3 separate regions of the Homo sapiens genome follow, and regions 2 and 3 are each linked to region 1. The links are chromatin contacts, found by Hi-C in ENCODE. All regions are on one chromosome and are shown on one strand. Each heading gives the region's core, a stretch centred on a gene start or an enhancer-like site at or near the end of the contact. The rest is flanking DNA. Distances are from core to core; before and after follow the strand shown.

Region 1 (4,816 bases), core at 1,258-3,757:
TGAGCTTACCATTTGATATTTCTATATTAATTTAAAGAAAAGTCAAAAGATTTTGAAAACAGCAATAGAAGTAAGATCCTTTAAGCTCTATTCAGCAGCCCCTAAGAAAAGTGATGAGGACACTGTGCATGCCCATATGTGAACATGGTTGGCCACCTTAGGTATTTCCCCTTCTCTCCACATGAATACATATTTTACTCAAATTCAGACTCTATGATGTTGAAACAGTCTGGCATTGGATGTTTACCTCAAAACCCTGCTCTCTCTGCACCTAGGACAAACAAATCCTAGTTCTCTGGTGTTTAGCATCTTGGAGCCATGAATTTTAAATAAATCAAAGACAAAAACCTTGTCTTTCCCAGTTTTAAAATATAAAAGATACACACACACACACACACACACACACACACGTGTATTTAAAATAGACCCTATAACCTCATCATATTCTTACATCCTTACATGGTTTTCTTCTTAAATTGTGGAGGAAAAGGCAGGCAGACACATTTAATAGCACAGTGATCATCATTTTTTAAATGAACTGTTACAGGGACATAATCTTAAACTATCCATAATTTGGAATAGGCACAACTGTGCATTTAAAAAAATGCAATATTACCCTTATTTTCTCAGGAAAGCAGATTTTCTGGAGGGAAAAGTATATATTGTATATATTAGAAAATATACATATGTTCATTCACTCTTTCTGCATCTGCTGTGCTTCAGATGCTTTTGGGGATGCATAAACGTGTAAAAGAAAGTATCTGATCTTACAGGCCTTTTATCCTGGTAGAGTGATAATACAAATATGGGTCTAACTATAATGCAAGGTAGAATTATGAAATGACCTAAGGAGCAATTCAGACCGCTAGGAAAAGCTTCCCGGAGAAGATGCCATTGAGCTCATATTCGAGTCCACATAGAATTTCAACAATTAGAGACAGGATAGAAAAGGCGTTTCAGAGCCATATAATAAACATGATTTAAAACCAAAAACAGAAAATAAAGGCTCATGCACCTAAATGGAAGTAAGAAAACTGCCTGATGATACCAGTCCTTGCAGCTTGCCAGCCAGGGCTGCATTGGGTGAAAAGCCCCTCCACAGCACGGCAGCTCCAGCAGTTGGCTCGAATATTTCACATGAGAGTCCACAGGAAGAGCGAGCTTTCATGTATATTTTTTACATCCAAATTAAGTTAACTCATGGAATTTTCCACCCTTAGGAATTAAAGTAGCAACTCATGAAGTAATTCAGTTATGTCATTCATACCAAAACAGAAAATACTGGAGCAACTTGGCACTGTTTAAAAGCCAAGATTAGGCCTTGGCCATTTTATATTTTTTCACATTCCATGGCCGTTGTGTTATTTTAACTTTTATTATGGCTGTAAATTTTTCAAATCAAAAGTATCTTAATTGCTTAGAAAACAGAAGTTGAAAATGGGTTCATAGTAAGAAGAGGGTTTAGGCAAAGCAGCTTTAGGAGTGAGAACTGAAAAAAAGCTGTAGCATTACATTTTCTGTAATGCGAGGGTTCTACCTATTTGGTTGACATTCACAGTTGTGCATAATTATAGCTTCCTCTATATCCATAAATCATCTTAGAACTATAAAGTTGAGTTTAACCAAAAGATCTGTCCAATATTAGTGAAATGACATCTTTAGGGAAGCATTGTCCTGATACAATAGCCACATTCATTTTAAAGCAGTTAATTGGACACATTGTCAAAAACCACGGTATTGAGTTTCCACATTTTAATTTCACATTTGCCTTCTCCCTGGCTTCTGCACACGGACGGGTCTCTTTTGGAGCTGAAAGTGTGTGAAAGTTATTGGAGAATGGTAGTCTCTGGGTAATGTTTCTGTAAGCTGCCCAAAATTTTCCCCCTGTAGTCTAGATGGGAAACAGCTGGTATTTGTTTAAAAAGCTGTTTTGCAAAATGTCTAAACCTTGAGATATAGAACTGAGGTCACCATTAAAGCAGGTGCTTAAGAGCAAGTGAGAAAGACTTCAGAGGCCGACTGGCTCTGGAATCTTCTGCAGGGCACTTCCTATTAGAAGAAAAAGTGTTGAAGTTTGCTCCTTTATTTAGGACACGGCTATAAGTATTAATAAGTAAGTGCACTAGCAATACTACTAGAAATTGAGTATTTTTGAACATAGCCAGCCCTCAAGTGAATAATTAGCTCAGTATGAAAGGAACTAAAATGGTCATTTTTCTCACAGGGCTTCAAGATACAAGAGCCCAAGGCGCTCTAGTCTCCTTTGGGTGTTTGAATTTCCTCTTTAAACACACCAACAGTAAAAGAACTACTATTTCAAATAAGCAGTACCATAACTGACTATATCTTCCAAGGTTTTGGATGCAATCTAAGGGAAAGGGGGAAAAGAGACCCGACTTGGCAAGACCCGTACCGAAGCAGTCTGGAAAAAAAGCAAAGCAAAAAACATGTGGAACCACTAAAGGCCAGTGCACGTCAGGTATCCACCAGTCTGAAGATGAAAGGAAGTAAGCCTCCTCCCCTGGGAGCTGGAGGTTATTAGCAGCTGTTTATCCAGTCGGGAATAGAGATTAACATTGTACTTTTTTTTTAAGAACTAGAAGAAAATTTGTTTGGGAAGTTGGCTTTTCATATCAAGTCACTGTGCTTTGCCAAAAAAAACTTCCTTTCTCAGAACTCATGTACTAGCATTGAGCAATGTTATGATTCTCTGAGAAACTCTGAATTACCAAAAAGTCTTTCTCCATTAAATAGAACAGAAAAGGACAGAGAAATGGGTGAACGTTTGCCATTGACACATTGCAGTTGTACTCTTTACCATGTGAAATTTGCCGTTTGGTCTATTACCTGTTCTCCAACCTGACTCTAAATGGGACACTCTGCCCTCTACCCCTCACACGTACCCTCACAACTTAATCATTGCCACTCTAAGGTGCACACAATGGGTTCTGCAGATACCTACTGCTTGCAAAAAGACCTTTCATGAGATATTGGGGAAACTGCCTAGTACTCTGGGTGCTTTATTCTCAAAAAACAAACAAACAAACAAACAAAAAACGAGTTGGATATAGGTATTTTTCCCCTGATTTAATGCTACTCTTAATGTCATTTTCTTTTATTAAATCCTTTCTTCTGCTTTTGATCTTATTTATAGCAGAGCCACTGGTCATATGGAAACTATTACTGTATAGCTGCGAGATGAAAGACTTCATGGCAATTAAATAAGAGTGAATCATTTGGGCCAATAATACACACATACAGTGAGGTACCATTTGTGTCCAAAATGCCCTGTGTTGTTCACTTTGTAGCAAAGCCATTGAGCTTTACAAAGGGCTTTACAAAAATCTGCTTTTTGTCAGAAATATGTAGTCTGACAATATGAAAACACATGTTAACACACAGTCCTTAGCTGCTTGCTTCTTCACACATACACAGTATCTAAATCATGCCACTTATTGATATAAAATGAAATTTTCACTTAAATTTGGGATATTATTTAGTTGTGTTAAGCGTCAGCTCTTTAAAAATATATTTGGATAATCTATATCAAAATTCGACCCATCACTCAAAACCTGCCTAAAATGTCATGTTCTTCTTAAAGTAGTCCCTGGTTTCCTAAACGGGTATGACTTCATCATTTTTTAAAACCCTACATGACCTTGTACTCCTTTATGACATTCATCGTATTTTGCCTTGTATAGTAATATTATCCCATCATTAAAATATCAGTGCCTGGGCTAGGCGCGGTGGTTCAGGCCTGTAATCCCAGCACTTTGGGAAGCCAAGGCGGGAGGATCACAAGTTCAGGAGTTCGAGACCAGCCTAGCCAACATGGTGAAACCCCGTCTCTACTAAAAATACAAAAATTAGCTGGGCGTAAAGGTGCACGCCTGTAATCCCAGCTACTGGGGAGGCTGAGGCAGGAGAATCGCTTGAACCCGGGAGGCGGAGGTTGCAGTGAGCCAAGATCATGCCACTGCACTCCTTTCTGGGCAACAAAGCAACACTCCATCTTAAAAAAAAAAAAAAAAATCAGTGCCTGCAAAGTCATAGACGTGTTTATTTTTCCTTGCAAATGCCCATGTAGTGCCTTGCATATAGTACACTTTCATAAGGCGCTTGTCAAATTAAGTGAAATGTTTATTTGATAGAAACATGCTAAATGTATATTTGGCAATATCAAACAATTAAATTTCAGACATAGTCTCACAGATCCATAGCATTTGTGTCATCATTTGCTAAGCATCTAACTGCACATTGTACTATTACACTCCCGTGCAGTGACCTGTGCAGTTCCTGTCCTTGGGATGGGATGCCCACAAATGGAGACAAGTATAGGCTTTACGAATGGCAGCAAAACAAACTTATTGAAGTTTATGCCCTGCACCATTCAACAATGACCTTGAATGTGTTTTAAGGGTGGTGTCTGTAATGCATAGTGAGCTCGTGAGGTGACAAGAAAGTGGAGATTTCTGGAGATCCACTCAGCCCTGAAGGGTCAGAGAGTGAGGGGATCTGTGAGGCTAATAAAAGAGAAGCAGTTGGTGAGTTAGGAGGAAAAAACTAGCCCAGCAGACAGAGCAGGGAGGGCTTTGCTCAAGCCTTAGTGATGTGGGCGTTAACCCAGCAGATGAGAGGCCATGCGTAGGTAATTGAACATTGATAGTGAGGAATTTAAAAATAGGAGGGAACTGCATTGGTCCTGGGAGTCTAGGTGAAGGATGCATCAGCACAAGGTGGACCTCTTAGACTGGATCCATACAGCAAGCAAGAGCCAGGCTGAAGCCTTAATATTGCATCAACTGATGGAGAGAGA
Region 2 (4,816 bases), core at 1,516-4,015, 1.8 Mb before region 1:
GTAATTTGAAGTGTTCAAGAAAGTGATAAAAATCTACCCAGAGTGCTGGGTCCTCCTCTGTCTCTCGGTGACACTTCCCAGCCTTTCAGCTGTCACTCAGCCACAGTGGCTCCCAGGAGGGGTACTCTGCAACGCTGGTCTCCAGGGTCCCTCTGAGTTTAACCCCTTGCGAGGTGTTCATCCTCTCACTGGAGACAGAGACCAAGAAGTCTCCTTTCTGCATAGGCCCTGGTAACTTTGGTTACTGTCAGGGACAAACCAAACAACCTAATTAAAGGGGGCAGGGGCAGAGGTGGAGAAGAGAAGGGTGTACAGGAGGTTGCCCTTGAAATTTCTAGCACCTCCATAATTCTTCCTGCAAGATGGAGTCTGAATGACACCACCTAGCTGGCTAGGGGACCAGCTAGCCTCTGCCTGGTGCTCGCTCTGTAGATATTTCTTCGTATATAGCTAAATGCCATTATTCCCGAAGACGATGCCACAAAAAAACAGCATGCCCAACATCAAACCAAGTCTTGATGTTATGCTTCTCCTAATACTCTAATTGGGGGAAATGCTAATTACATAAGTGTACAATGCACCGTATTGTTTGTGTCTTTCTGACTGATAGCCATGATATCTGAAAGCTGATCAGCCTTAACCATGAACAAATTTCCTCACCAGAGAAGAAAGGAATTTGATCATTACCTGGAAATTATTTGCAACACATAAGGCAGGCAATTGGAATCTTAATTTATTTTTTTAATTTCTAAAATGGAAAAACATAATTATTTTGAAAACTATTTGTCTTTCTAGTGGGGTGGGAGGAGAATTTCCCCAAACCACAAGACTCCAGTAATTTCGCATTCTGTTTTAGTCTGTTACACCACAGACTTAATTACAGTTCCTCTCCCCGTATGCCTATGAAGTTTGACAGGATGCTGCCAACCTTCGATGAAAAGGGTTAGTTACTAGAAATGTATCTGTCTGATGCCCAACCTTGGCTTTATAAAGGGGGACTAGCACACACTTTGTCTACATTAACATAGAAATAGCAACTGCTTTTAGTAATAAATAAATGGTAGACTGTCCTTGGGAATCGTAGAAACGAAAATAACTTAAGTTGATGAGATTTTTTGCTCAACCACTGGAGCTGGTATTCATGCGCAAATCCAGGCACCAACTATGTGTCACTGGGCAAGTCTTGTCACTTCTCTGAGCTTCAGTGTCCTTACACATAAACCACAGATAATAATAGTACTCACATCGTGTTCTGAAAGTTAAAATAGATGATGCATATAAAGCCCTCGGCAAAGCATCTGGAATTTAGTTATTGCAAGATAAAAGTTAATTGTTGTGTAATCATTATAATAATGCAGTTCTAATCCGAGTCACTTTCATCCCCCTGCTATGGACGAAAAGTACCTTCCAAGGACATTTTTGCTGAGCTTCCCAGCACTTGTGAGGGGCTGCCCTGCCCATCTGATAGAAGATAAATTCTGAAGATGGGCAGGCCTCATTTCTGCTGGGTCCCCTGGCAAAAATGAGAGCAGAGCCCATGTGATCTTTTCGGAAAGGCAGAGCTGTTCAACTGGTCAATAATCACAGACCGGAATTCAGGACACTCCAATGGAACATGACATGAGTCAGCTCAATTCCCTCATCCTCAGCTTCCTCATCCAGGAGGTAAGAGGACAGGGCGAAGGCATTCCCATGCCCCTGTGCAACTCCAGAGTTTTGTGATTTCAGGATTCATAGTCAGAGGGCCCAACAGAAATTGGTGACTGCCCCACACACTTTTATTAACTGGAGGCAGAAGAGTATCATTTGCTTCTTCGATTCCTCCATAGTGCCCAGCATAGTGCTTCCCTGTGCTCAATAGATATCTGCTGACTGATCCACTGGTCAGATCCCAGGTCTCATGACTCCCAGATCCCTGCTCATTTAATTTCAAAAAGATCAATCAATCAATCAATCAATATATTTTCTACAGTGCTGCAGTGCCATTGTGCAGATCAGAAGAAGGTCGGCACCAGCCAAATAGCATTCCCATATTCCCATATCAATCCAACAGGCAGATAAAGACCACACACACACACATATGCACACACATACATGCACACACATATTAATACACAGGCATGCACACACGCACATACATGCACACATAAGCACATGCACACACATGACCATAATACAAGTGCACACACACGCATATGAACACTCATGCACACATACACATATGCACACATATGGACACACAGAAATGCACACACACATATGTACAGACACTTAGGAGGATATAGTGGCTCGGTCACGATGCAGAACCCTCATTTCTAGGAGTCCACCTCATAAGCACAAATCCTTTGGTGGACTCACAGGATAATTTCCCTAAGGGGCTTTGTCAGGCCTCTGAGCCCAAGCCAAGCCATTGCATCCCCTGTGACTTGCATGTACATGCCCAGATGGCCTGAAGTAACTGAAGAATCACAAAAGAAGTGAAAATGCCCTGCCCCGCCTTAACTGATGACATTCCACCACAAAAGAAGTGTAAATGGCTGGTCCTTCCCTTAAGTGATGACATTACCTTGTGAAAGTCCTTTTCCTGGCTCATCCTGGCTCAAAAAGCACCCCCACTGAGCACCTTGCGACCCCCACTCCTGCCCACCAGAGAACAAACCCCCTTTGACTGTAATTTTCCTTTACCTGCCCAAATCTTATAAAACAGCCCCACCCCTATCTCCCTTCGCTGACTGTCTTTTTGGACTCAGCCCGCCTGCACCCAGGTGAAATAAACAGCCATGTTGCTCACACAAAGCCTGTTTGGTGGTCTCTTCACACGGACGCTCATGAAATTTGGTGATGTGACTCGGATAGGGGGACCTCCCTTGGGAGATCAGTACCCTGTCCTCCTGCTCTTTGCTCCGTGAGAAAGATCCACCTACAACCTCAGGTCCTTAGACCAACCAGCCCAAGAAACATCTCACCAATTTCAAATCCAGTAAGTGGCCTCTTTTTACTCTCTTTTCCAACCTCCCTCACTATCCCTCAACCTCTTTCTCCTTTCAATCTTGGCGCCACACTTCAATATCTCTCCCTTCTCTTAATTTCAATTCCTTTCATTTTCTGGTAGAGACAAAGGAGACACGTTTTATCCGTGGACCCAAAACTCTGGCGCTGGTCACGGACTAGGGAAGGCAGCCTTCCCTTGGTGTTTAATCATTGCAGGGAAGCCTCTCTGATTATTCTTCCAGGTTTCAGAGGTGTCAGACCATGCAGGGACGCCTGCCTTGGTCCTTCACCCTTAGCGGCAAGTCCCGCTTTTCTGGGGAAGGGACAAGTACCCCAACCACTTCTCTCTGTGTCTCTACCCCTTCTCTGCCTTTCTGGGGGGCAAGAAACCCCCAACCCCTTCTCCTTCACTCTTAGTGGCAAGTCCCGCTTTTTTAGAGGAGGGCAAGTACCCCAACCTCGTATCTCTGTGCCCCAATCCCTTATTTCCACACCCCAACCTCTTATATCTCTGCCCCCCAATCCCTTATTTCCACGCACTGACCTCTTATCTCTGCACCCCAATCCCTTATTTCCGTGCCCCGACCTCTTATATCTCTGCACCCCGATCCCTTATTTCCACACCCCAACCTCTTATTTCTCTGTGCCCTGATCCCTTATTTCTGCACCCCAACCTTGTATCTCTGTGCCCTGACCCCTTTCCTGCTTTTCTGGAGGGTAAGAACCCCCAAACCGCTTCCCTCCGTGTCTCTACTCTCCCTTTTCTTTAAACTTGCCTCCTTCACTATGGGCAAAATTCCACCCTCCGTTCCTCCTTCTTTTCCTTTGGCCTGTGTTCTTAAGAACTTAAAACCTCTTCAACTCTCACCTGACCTAAAATCTAAGTGTCTTATTTTCTTCTGCAATGCCGCTTGACCCCAATACAAACTCGACAGTAGTTCCAAATAGCCGGAAAACAGCACTTTCAATTTTTCCATCCTGCAAGATCTAAATAATTCTTGTCGTAAAATGGGCAAATGGTCTGAGGTGCCTGATGTCCAGGCATTCTTTTACACATTGGTCCCTCCCTAGTCTCTGTGCCCAGTGCAACTTGTCCCAAATCTTCCTTTTTACCCTCCCACCTGTCCCCTCAGTCCCAACCCCAAGCGTCGCTGAGTCTTTCTAATATTCCTTTTCTACAGACCCATCTGACCTCTCCCCTCCTCCCCAGGCTGCTCCTCGCCAGGCCGAGCTAGGTCCCAATTCTTCCTCAGCCTCTGCTCCTCCACCCTATAATCCTTTTATCACCTCCCCTCCTCACACCCGGTCCGGCTTACAGTTTCATTCCGTGACTAGCCCTCCCCCACCTGCCCAGCAATTTACTCTTAAAAAGGTGGCTGGAGAGCTAAAGGCATAGTCAAGGTTAATGCTCCTTTTTCTTTATCCCAAATCAGATAGCATTTAGGCTCTTTTTCATCAAATATAAAAATCCAGCCCAATTCATGACTCGTTCAGCAGCAACCCTGAGACACTTTACAGCCCTAGACCCTAAAAGGTCAAAAGGCCGTCTTATTCTCAAAATACATTTTATTACCCAATCTGCTCCTGACATTAAATAAAACTCCAAAAATTAAATTCCAGCCCTCAAACCCCACAACAGGATTTAATTAACCTCGCCTTCAAGGTGTACAATAATAGAGAAAAGTTGCAATTCCTTGCCTCCACTGTGAGACGAATCCCAGCCACATCTCCAGCACACAAGAACTTCCAAATGCCTGAACTGCAGCAGCCAGGCGTTCCTCCAGAACCTCCTCCCCCAGGAGCTTGCTACAAGTGCCAGAAATCT
Region 3 (4,816 bases), core at 586-3,085, 1.1 Mb after region 1:
ACTCGGGTCTTAAGCTGACAAAAAGCAACACAGTTTGGTTTAACAAGTACAGTATGACTGTGGCCTGAAAGCAGAGCGATTCTTCCTAGGAGATCTGGTCCTTTTGTGGGTGACTAGTCAAAGCTTTTCCAGTAAACCTCCCTGCTGAGAAATCTTTACTAGGATTATTTATCTTATAAAAGAGGTGAGAATAGGTAAAGCTTCTTAATCACAGAATGTTAGGAATTATTTTTATCCGACGGTTAGCGTTTTCTTTGTAGTACTTTCAGCTTTTTGCCTCATGAACTTGATCCTCTGAGAAGTCTGGCAGCAAGATGCAACTGGACCATAGGCCCTGGGGCAAGAGTCCCCAACCTTTTTGGCACCAGGGACTGGTTTCATGGAAGACAATTTTTCCAAAGAGCAGGGTGGGGTGGGGTGATGGTTCTGAGATGAAACTATTCCACCTCAGATCATCAGGCATTAGATTCCCATAAGGAGTGTGCAATCTAGATCCCTCGCATGTGCGAGTCACAGTAAAGTTTGTGCGCCAATGAGAATCTAATGACACAGCTGATCTGAGAGGAGGCGGAGCTCAGGCGGGAATGCCTGCTCACCTGCTCACCTCCTGCTGTGTGGCCCTGTTCCTAACAGGCTGAAGATCAGTACGAGCCTGCTGCCGCCCAGGGCTTGGGGCCCCTGATGTAGGGCATGTGTAAAACCATTCACTGGGAGTGGGACCTTTTAATATTTGTTTTTATCTAATGTTATTGTGATTCTAATTTTTGAGTGTTTTTTAATATACATATTAGTAGAACAGTACATGTATATTATTTGTAAGTAAATATCCATAAATTTGGGAATACGTTTTTGTCTCAGAAAGGATTTATTAGCAAAGGAGTTTTGAGACCACTGCTCCAGTGCAGGACTCCTCATCGGGGGTCCATATTCCCCTGGAGTCAAGGAGCCTGCCAGACTCTTGCCATTACATACACAATTTTATGACGATGTGCCTTTCTCCTGGGGTAGTATCAGTAGCTTCTGTAGAATTCTCAGTGGGGAATGTATATCCAAGAATGAACCACTGAGGGCTGGTCTAGTGATTTCACTCCACTCTTGAGGCAGAATGGCTGTCACATACAAATTCAGATCATCTACAGCTTGATTTGTTATTGTTGTTGTTGTTGCATTTGTTGGTAGCCTCCAAATGACTTTCCATTTTGATTTAATGAATTAATGCTAACAAAATACCTAATAGAGTGGCCTCCGTATGGTAATGTATTTCATAAATGGGAGCAACCGCTTCCCCCAAAAACAAACAAACAAAAAACGCTGGTAAATTGTTAGGTATTGGAATATGCTTCTTGGGGAGTTACCTTGATTTTCGCTGACTGGATAAATATTCCCTGGACTGAGAGAGAACCAAAGCAGGGAGTTAATTGTGTGTGTGTTGGGAGAGGTTGATAGCAAGCAAGAATATGCTTGTTGAACACAGCATGATTCATACGAAGGCCTTACACCCAACAGTAGCTAGTTGTGAGAAAACAGAAACATTTGGAAACTTGAGGGGACTGATACAAATAGCAACATGGTAGAATGTGCTACTGGGAATGAATGCCTTCTTTTAAACCTTTCTCTTCCTCTCTTCTGTCTCCTACAAGAGCCGAGTCACTTAGTATAATTTTACAAATGAGAAAACTATAACCTTCCAACTATGACTTTCATTTTAAGAAACTCATGTGGCTTTTTGGAACAAACAAGATTTTGGTTTTACAGAAGCTGCTGTGAGAAGAGGATGAATTAGTCACCTAACTCTGAAAACATTTAACACTGGGGGTGGAGGGCTGGGGGAAGGGTGAATGCATTATTACTCAGTGAGTCAGAAACACACTCAACTTTACTGGAACTTTGTATTCATTCAAGGAATGGTCACAATCTTTGTTGTTGTTGTTCTTCCTCTTCTTTTTTTAAAATGACATTCCATAGGCTCTATTGCCATTTTATTAAAGATCAGTAGAAAGGCAAGAGGAAATATGGGTGTGAATTAAAGAATGGAGATAATTCAAATTACTCAGGGAAATTTCTTTGTGATAGGGTGGGACTGAGGTCCCTGATTTTTTGCTGACTGTTAGTCGGGGTTTGTCCTCAATGTCTAGAGGCTGCCCACATTCCTTGGCTAATGGCTCCTTTCATCGTTTTTGTTTGTTTGTTTTTGTTTTTGTTTTTGTTTTTTTTTGAAAGCCTCGCTCTGTCATCCAGGTTGGAGGCTGGAGTGCAGTGGCTTGATCTTGGCTCACTGCAGCCTCTGCCTCCCGGGTTCCAGTGATTCTCCTGCCTCAGCCTCCTGGGTAGCTGGGATTACAGGCATGCGTACAACCATGCCTGGCTAATTTTTATATTTTTAGTAGAGATGGGGTTTCACTATGTTGGCCAGGCTGGTCTTGAACTACTGACCTCAGGTGACCCGCCCACCTCGGCCTCCCAAAGTGCTGGGATTACAGGCATGAGCCACCATGCCCAGCCAGCTGCCTTAATCTTTAAAGCCAGAAATCAGGTCAATTTGTCTTATTGCTCCAACTTCCCCTTCTGCCTCATGTCTTTCACTCCAGCCAGAGAAAGTTCTCTTCCTTCAAAAACTCATTTAATTAGATTAAGCTCACCCAGATAATCCAAGATAATCTTTCCATTTTGAGATCTGCAAACTTAATTGTATCTGCAGAATCACTTTAGCCATGTAACCTAACATGATTACAATTTCTAGACATTAGAGCATGGGTAATTTTTTGGAAAAGGGCCTTCTGCCTGCCACATACTGTTAGCTACAAGTAACAGATTATCAGTCTCAGATGGCTTAAACAATAAGGAAATGTACATTAAATGTATCTAAAAGACAATTCTAGGCTACTTTAGATTCTTAATGCAAACCACAGGGCTCTAGCTTTGCTTCTGTGTAGTCTTCTAATCATGGCCTCTCCTTCGTGAATTGACTTCAGCCTCAGCTCAGTAGCAAGATGCTTCCAGGTGTCCAGACATGACAATGGCAAGAAGGAGAAGATAGATGTCTTCCTGTGCCTGCTTTTTATTATTTATTTATTTATTTACTCTTTTAAATATATGATAGAGATAGGATCTCGCTATGTCGACCAGGTTGGTCTTGAACTCCTGATCTCAAGCAATTCTGTCTCAGCTTCCCAAAGTGCTGGGATTACAGGTATTAGCCACCACACCCAGCCATATGCCTGCTTTTTAGAAGGCCCCAAACACTTTCCCTTGTACCTCATTGGCTAGAATTGGTTAACACGCCCATTCCTAAACTAGTTGCTGAGAAAGGGGGTTGGAATTACCCCAGATGGCTTAGATTAATCATCATATGGGAGTGTTGGGGCTGCTAGGGGGTCAACCACAACACCTGCTTCAATCTTCTGTCTCAAACTGCCTGCTATTCTTTTGTGCTTTCCCCTACCTTTGTGCTTTCATTTTTACTGGTTTCTCTGTAGAATTAGCTTCTTTTTTTCTCACAATCAGTCCGGACCCTATATTTTCTTTTCTTTTTTTTTTCCAGATCCCATCTTTTACTTAAGCCAAAAAAAAAAAAAGCATCACATTTCTTTCCTAAAGCCTTGTCAAATGCATTCCTCCCTCCAATCTGTCCCTTCTCAGTAGCGTGACTCTGCCTGACACCTTGTATATGAGTACATATTGCCTGTTCCTCAAATGCTTCTCATATTACCTAAGTTATAAGTTCCTCTAAGACATGAATATGACTTCTTAAAAGAATGGATTTGGGCATGAGTTCATAAACTCATTCCCAAATGAGTTAAGTATCAAAGTTGGAGGACACAGTCTTCCACAAGACCACCCTCACTTCTGACACCACTGCAATCTCCTAAACTTGCACAACCACCCTCAAGTTTGATAATTTGCTAGAAGGACTCACAGGACTTGCTAAAAATTATTATGTTCATGGTTATGATTTGTTGTAGGGAAAGAATACATGTTAACATTAGCCAGAGAGATACACAGTCTGCAAGGGTTCCAAACTTAAAGCCCACATTGTCCTCCTCCCATTGAGTGAGGAGACATTACCCTCCTAGCATTGATGTGTGATATATACGGGGTATTGCCAACCAGGAAAACTCACCTAAGCTTTGGTGTTCAGAGTTTTTAACCAGGACTGTGCTTAAGACATGATTGATTGACTGCCCACACGATTTTACTCAGTCTCCAGGTCAACTGAATGCATAACACAAAATCCCCACCCTAACTCACATGGTTGATCTTTCTGGAGTGGTCAGATCCTACCCTGACACATGTGGCCCTACCCTAAAATCCAGTCTGACCAGGTCACACCCTAAAAAGAAGACACCTTTTATCAGATATGACCTAGAATATCCCCCAGACACTGAGGGGAAAGGCTAGTTCTTTATTTGGGCAAGGCCAGATTCTTTATTTCATACTTTGTGATAAGTATTTTGGTAGTAAACACTAATTTGGTTATTACTGTGGCCCTGAGAAAAGTTCCCTTGATAATTAAATTAATATTTAGCTATTCTAGAATTATCATATTTTAAGAGCAATTAGCATTTAATGCCATTCCACTAACGCTTTGTTTTTCAACTTTATTCTTTCTATGTAGGAATACTTTCTTGTAATCATCGCATAAAATAAGCAAGATAATTTCTCTGTTGTGCTTCTTCACAAATTAGATAAGATAATTAAGACATAATTGCTTTCTTTTTCCTTAATATGGAGCAAATAAATAGTTCAAGAATATACAACAAGGGCATAGACTGAGTAATCTTGCAAACACTTTACCTCCTGGAAAGCAAAGGCAATG

Evidence for each region. Hi-C counts contacts between places; a loop is a spot of excess contacts on that map. Pooled maps may share reads with other maps.
Region 2: a loop to region 1 is called in a map with no recorded cell type, with 4 times the contacts of the local background. The contact joins the promoter of LINC-ROR here to the enhancer-like site in region 1. A Hi-C loop is called at or near these places in 2 of 37 single-sample maps with no recorded cell type and 2 of 50 pooled maps.
Region 3: a loop to region 1 is called in a map with no recorded cell type, with 12 times the contacts of the local background. The contact joins two enhancer-like sites. A Hi-C loop is called at or near these places in 2 of 37 single-sample maps with no recorded cell type and 3 of 50 pooled maps.

The regions. Positions count from the first base shown.
Region 1 is chr18:55,241,827-55,246,642 of GRCh38, reverse strand. The region is part of intron 15 of TCF4 (transcription factor 4); the gene reads left to right. Among named protein-coding and RNA genes, the nearest start is that of LINC01929, 120 kb to the right of the region's middle. Within about 2 kb of position 2,507, at least 6 of the 41 ENCODE cell types and tissues checked have a DNase peak (open chromatin) inside an H3K27ac peak, as active enhancers do.
Region 2 is chr18:57,070,068-57,074,883 of GRCh38, reverse strand. LINC-ROR (long intergenic non-protein coding RNA, regulator of reprogramming) reads left to right here and starts at 2,765. Exons shown (of 5, transcript NR_152602.1): 1 at 2,765-2,980. RefSeq lists enhancers at 1,919-2,632, 2,633-3,346.
Region 3 is chr18:54,146,195-54,151,010 of GRCh38, reverse strand. No RefSeq gene overlaps it. Among named protein-coding and RNA genes, the nearest start is that of SNORA37, 74 kb to the left of the region's middle. Within about 2 kb of position 1,835, at least 10 of the 41 ENCODE cell types and tissues checked have a DNase peak (open chromatin) inside an H3K27ac peak, as active enhancers do.